Regions from separate parts of the Homo sapiens genome. Here region 2 is linked to region 1. The links are chromatin loops, found by intact Hi-C in ENCODE. Cell type or tissue: Caco-2. All regions are shown on one strand. Each heading gives the region's core, and the rest is flanking DNA. Links, peaks and the distances in the headings are about the cores only.

Evidence for each region. A loop is a pair of places that touch in the nucleus more often than their neighbours do. Peaks named below come from ENCODE experiments on the same cell type or tissue, not always from the same donor. Only the 100,000 strongest peaks of a DNase experiment are listed, where the experiment ranks them.
Region 2: it touches region 1 in a loop (4-fold over the local background); 2 of 110 quality-filtered maps call a loop at or near these places.

The regions. Positions count from the first base shown.
Region 1 is chr7:13,741,759-13,744,681 of GRCh38, reverse strand. The region is part of intron 3 of LOC105375161 (a long non-coding RNA gene); the gene reads right to left. Among named protein-coding and RNA genes, the nearest start is that of ETV1, 250 kb to the left of the region's middle. In Caco-2, for the core only: a CTCF peak has its summit at 1,773; DNase peaks (open chromatin) are centred at 1,771 and 2,381.
Region 2 is chr7:12,673,652-12,676,574 of GRCh38, reverse strand. LOC105375157 (a long non-coding RNA gene) reads left to right here and starts at 985. Exons shown (of 3, transcript XR_927043.2): 1 at 985-1,165; 2 at 1,804-1,906; 3 at 2,275-2,539. RefSeq lists an enhancer at 292-1,491. In Caco-2, for the core only: CTCF peaks have their summits at 1,303 and 1,506; a DNase peak (open chromatin) is centred at 1,474.

The sequences.
Region 1 (2,923 bases), core at 246-2,745:
GCATGACCATGTACCTAGCATAGCATAAGCACATGATAAATCTTATTTTACCAAGCTATTTTTTTCTGGAGAAATGCAACTTCAACTCTCATAAGGACTTTGTAACAGAACTGTATACGTATCTTTCCCCCAGTTTAAGATATAAACTTATGGCTGATCTAAACATTCACACACAGACACACAGACACACACACACGTCGTTTCTCTGTGTCTGCCTCTATAGCGCTCTCATTCTCTTTCCTGTATACATACATGCACACATACACACATATACATATATAAGTGAATATAGTGTGTATTCTACATACATACACGTTTTTGACTATCAGATAAATATCTATGACTTCACAAAATTTGGATTTATGAGGTTGTTAAAAGGAACCACAGGACAACATTGGAGTAAGGAGAGAAAAGAAAGACATTAGTGTGAAATCAATGTCACAAATCACAACACTGGAGTGCAGTCAAGAAAGTTGTGTATGAAACTTGTTAATCCGTCTTCTCCCTGGAAAGCTTTACTTTTTCTGAGAGAACTTAATATCACCTAGGAATTATTATATTTTTCCGCAGTCTCCCCTGTTAACTAATTCCCTTGTTGCACACATAGAGGTACAACAGTTTAATAAAACAAAGAGTGACTTGACATTGCCAGCACAGGGTTGTTTGTGTTCACCTGTGACATTTACAAGTGAAGACATACAGAACCTTCTTTTGTTTCCTGGATAATCGTTCAGGTGTTAAAGAAGTTGATTCAGTTTTAAATGGCATGATTTTCTCAAGCCTTGGAAAAATAATTGATGGATTTTCTTCTTTTTTCATAGCTCAAGTATACAAACTGCAAAGTCATGTCTAACTGTTTAATTTTACAAGACTGGAAAATATTGAATTTAAAGCTTAGGCTTTAGTTTAGGTTTATTCCTGGTGTTCAACACTGTCTAAACTTTCACAGGCAAATCGGAAATGAAACACAATTGAAAGTAAACCATGCTTTTTCTGCCTGAAAGGGGCCTTAATATTTCATTTTATGTTTTCAAATGGAATCTAATGAGAACGTGATTTTATACAGATACCTTGTGTCAATTATTCCTTGTATTCCTTCTAAAGCGATCTGTGCATTCAACTTGAAGCTTCATTAAGGATCAAGCCAAGTAGTCTTTAAAAAGTACAGGGTTTTGGTGATAGACAGATGGTGGCTTTCATGATGTCAGGAAGTGTCAGATATTATCGTTGGCTGCGGGATGGTGGCTACTATCCAAACAGATTGGGAAACAGACAGAAAGAGCAAGAACACCATTTGTTTTATTTAGATACATTGTGAACAGAAGGAAGCAAGACAGAGCATACTTTTACACATCTTTTTTCCACTCCTTGTGAAAACAGTTTAGGATTTGTTATGTTATATTAGCCCTTTCATTATGCAAAAACATGTGAAAGCCAGAGACACTGGTAAAAGAATTTGTCTCATTGTGATTTTCTATGAAGTTTGTTTATTTTTATTCTTACAGAACATGGTTTTTTAAAAAATTTCCTTTCATTGGCAATATTGAGTGCTAGAAACAGAGGGAGCTGAGATGTTGCCCTTTAGAAGTGCTATACTGTTAAGAGAGTATGAAGTGAGTATTGACTTCATGATCCAGAATGAGGGCTTCTCAGAGAACCTTATCAAAGATTCAGTTCCAAAACTGAACTTGCTTGTTTGTGATGAAGCTTAGTTATTTCTGTAAGGATTTAATTCACATTGGCAGCCAGAGGGCAGCATCAGCTCCAGACAAATATGCTGGTCCAGTTACATGAGCAAAGCTGAGTATTTACTCAGCAGTAGACGTAGGCATCAGGGCACTGTAGCATATTGGTGGGGGCCTTCCTAATCTTCATTTAAAAGAAAGTGAAAATTTGCTAGCATATTCAATAGATAAAACACCTTCAAACTTTGCTTTCTGAGAGTTACTTATATTTACCTGTTACCATAATCTTCTACTTTATCCCATAAGAGGTAACCAAATTTTTGACATTTTGATGTATCAGAGATCTGGTGCCACAATCTGCTGTACAATTGTGTCCCCAAACCAGAGTGAATATATTGGAAATGTGGTTCCTAATGCAGCTCCCATATATTTGAATGTGAGGGGCCAAACTAAATAAGGAAGAACACGTTGCTCATAAAAACCAGTAGTATGGTGTTATATAGAATGCAAATATTTAGGACCCGGAAGGACTTTGGAAGAACATTTTAGATTAGTGGTTTTCACCCAGTGCTTCAGAAAGTTCCAAAGTTTCATGCAGGCCCTTTATGGGCTGTGCTAGAGGGTGAGTAAAAGGTCAAGACTCCACTCCACTATCTCGGCTTCATCTCAACAGCTGTGTCAGTGATGTGGCTTTCCAGCCTAGGGACAAACAAGGATTGGAATCTTGGCTTAAGAGATGAGCATTCCTGTAGTAGAAAAGTGTAAAGCATTTGGCTGGGGCTGAGTTGGCATGACTGTATTTTAATTGCTCCCTAAGTTCAAACAGGAGTCAAATTCCAGAATGAGGTTTGGGATAACTATGTTACAAGGTAGAATAACCTTCCTCTCACCTCCTTCCACACCCCACTGATATTTGAGGCCTGAACATGATCAATATACCCAGAGGCTTTAAAGAGAAAGGAGAGCCTGAAAAAAAGTAATCTTAGCCCCTTCCTAGGACCCCCTAAAATTGCACAAGGCTGTACTTCAGTCAATGCTGTCTAAAGCACTACAGGCACCTCTTTTGTAAATGAGCTACTCCACAGCAGCATAAGAAATATTGTGAATTATTTACTGGGGGAGTCTTGAAATCACAATATACATACTGAATAATAACTAATAGTTTAATCATGTGTTCATTAAAAGGCAAAACAAAACTCTCACTTTCCTTTGGTTTTTGAGACAAGCCCATATATAAA
Region 2 (2,923 bases), core at 239-2,738, 1.1 Mb after region 1:
TGCTCTTCTAGAGGAGTATCTTTGCAGTGTTCTCTGTATTTCCTGAATTTGAATGTTGGCCTGCCTTGCTAGGTTGGGGAAGTTCTCCTGGATAATATCCTGAAGAGTATTTTCCAACTTGGTTCCATTCTCCACATCATTTTCAGGTACATCAATCAAATGTAGATTTGGTCTTTTCACATAGTCCCATATTTCTTGGAGGCTTTGTTCATTTCTTTTTATTCCTTTTCTGTAAACTTCTCTTCTCGCTTTATTTCATTAATTTGATCTGCAATCACTGATACCCTTTCTTCCACTTGATCAAATCAGCTATTGAAGCTTGTGCACGCGTCACATAGTTCTCATGCCATGGTTTTCAGCTCCATCAGGTCATTTAAGGTCTTCTCTACACTGTTTATTCTAGTTAGCCATTCATCTAATCTTTTTTTCAAGGTTTTTAACTTCCTTGCGATGGGTTCGAACATCCTCCTTTAGCTCGGAGAAGTTTGTTATACCGACCTTCTGAAGCCTACTTCTGTCAGCTCGTCAATCTCAGACTGCTGCGCTAGGAGTGAGCAAGGCTACATGGGTGTGGGACCTGCTGAGCCAGGTGCAGAATATAATCTCCTGGTGTGCCATTTGCTAAGACCAATAGAAAAGCACAGTATTAGGGTGGGAGTGTCCTGATTTTCCAGGTACATGGCTTCCCTTGCCTAGGAAAGGGAAATCCCCTGATCCCTTGTGCTTCCCGGGTGAGGTGACACCCCACCCTGCTTTGGCTCACCCTCCGTGGGCTGCACCCACTGTCCAACCACCAATGAGATGAATCAGGTACCGCAGTTGGAAATGCAGAAATCACCTGTCTTCTACGTCATTCACACTGGGAGCTGCAGACTGGAGCTGTTCCTGTTCGGCCATCTTGGAATGGAATCTGGAGATCTTTTTATCATTGAGCATAAGGTTCTAGAAGCTGGATTTTACAATTTTCCACTCAGATCTACTTAATCAGATTATCTCAAGGTAAGGTCTTTAGAAACTAATAGAACAAGAAGTAACTGGAAATCACTGACTGAAGCTGTCAGAAGTTGGTGCAGGATAAATTTCAAGTCACTGATAAGATGGAATGTAGGTGATAATACTAAAGAAGACAGAAGACGGAAACTTGGAGAAAAGCCTATATTTTCAGGTTCACAGAATTTTTAAAAACCAGATTGCTTTGTACAATTCTTTAATTGTTGGGAGGGAGTCAGAAGAGATGGTGCCAGGTACAGGTGCGTTTACTCTGGCAGGGGAGACTGCTTCTCTACTATGCTTACAATCCAGGCCAGTATGAATCCATATTGTGATCTTTGTCTACAGAACTAAAAGAGGGCTTGGACAGAGGTGGAGGAAGAAGGAGTTGCAACTGCTCAGCTGTATTGACAGCAGGACTGTATGTAGGTCTTACTTTCACTTGTAGTGAATGTAGGTCATCCCTAGCACAGAAGGTTGTGTTGCGAAAAGCAAAACAAGCTTTCAGGGAAGATTCAAGATAGGAGTGGTAAGTGCGCCCTCTTTAGGTTGTGCAGGATCAAAGGAAGAATCAAACAGGACTGCAGATCTCATAGTTTCTACCACTAGTTCCAAACCGGGCAATTGATAAGCGTTTAGAAAAGATTTATAGAATGAATAAATGAGCAAATTAAGTGTGCCTTAGAATCTTTGTGCCTCATTTTTCTTACTGGGTTGTTCTGGGGAGAATGAATGAAGTTGCTGTAGCTGTAATATGAATAATTGTTAGATAAAATAGTACTTTATTGATATATGATTACTTTTACTTTTTAGGTTTCTGAAGATCACAGAACTTAACTAAAACAACATATTTGTCATAAGCAATTAAGATTTAAGCATTACTCTAGACTACGGAATTCTTTTTGGTGTAAAGCAGGTAAACTGAGCAATGATGCAGCATAGTTTCTGATCTAGTGAAGAGAAAGATAAAATCGCTGGCTATCTGCAAGTAATTTAATGACCAAACTGAGATCTAAATTTGACATTTGAAAAAAAAATTAGAATTTCTCTAAAAACCAACATATGTTAAATAAATGAATGCAAGGCAGTTAGTTTACAGGGTTTTTTTTTTAGTTTCTCGCATTTATCAATTATCCTCAAAACTGTCCTCTAGGGAAAGCAAGATCTGTGCGATTTACCATTATTTTATAAATGAGGAAACTGAGGCTTAGTTAGGTTAAGAGATTTACTTGCTGAAGATTACTAAACTAGTAATTTTTGGATCTGTAACTTGGCTTACTTCAGGTAAAAGCTCTGTCCTGATTACACACTGACCCGCTTTGGGATGTGGAATGCAGGTAACTCATCATGAGTCAAGGAAGGAAGAAGATTCTTTCAGAAAGTTTCAACTATGACAGATGAAGGCAGAAAAAAAAATATGGAAGGTCAACATATTCTTGTTTTGAAAGTACATTTCCTGTTTTTAGCACAATTATCCCTTAGTATGCTTCATTTATCATAAAGATGTAATGTTAAAGGATTAATAACTAACAGTCTGGAATCTTTGAGAATCGGCAGCAAATTGATGACATACTCAATCCAGAAGAATGTTATGGTCTTAAGGCATCCAGATGTAGTTTCAAAATCAGGGAATGAAATAAAGTCTAAAGTTTAACACTCACAAGAGAAATAACTGATGTTGGGGACTGTCATGCTATCTTCTATTTAAAGGTAACTGCCTAGTAGTAGAAAATGTGATTATCTTTTTTTTTTTTTTTTTTTTTTTTTTTTGAGACACCGTTTGGCTCTGTCGCCCAGGCTGGAGTGTAGTGGTGCAATCTCAGCTCACTGCAACTTCTGCCTCCTGGGTTCAAGCAATTGCTTTGCCTCAGCCTCCTGAGTAGCTGGGACTACAGGCGCGCACTGCCATGCCCGGCTAATTTTTGTTTGTGTT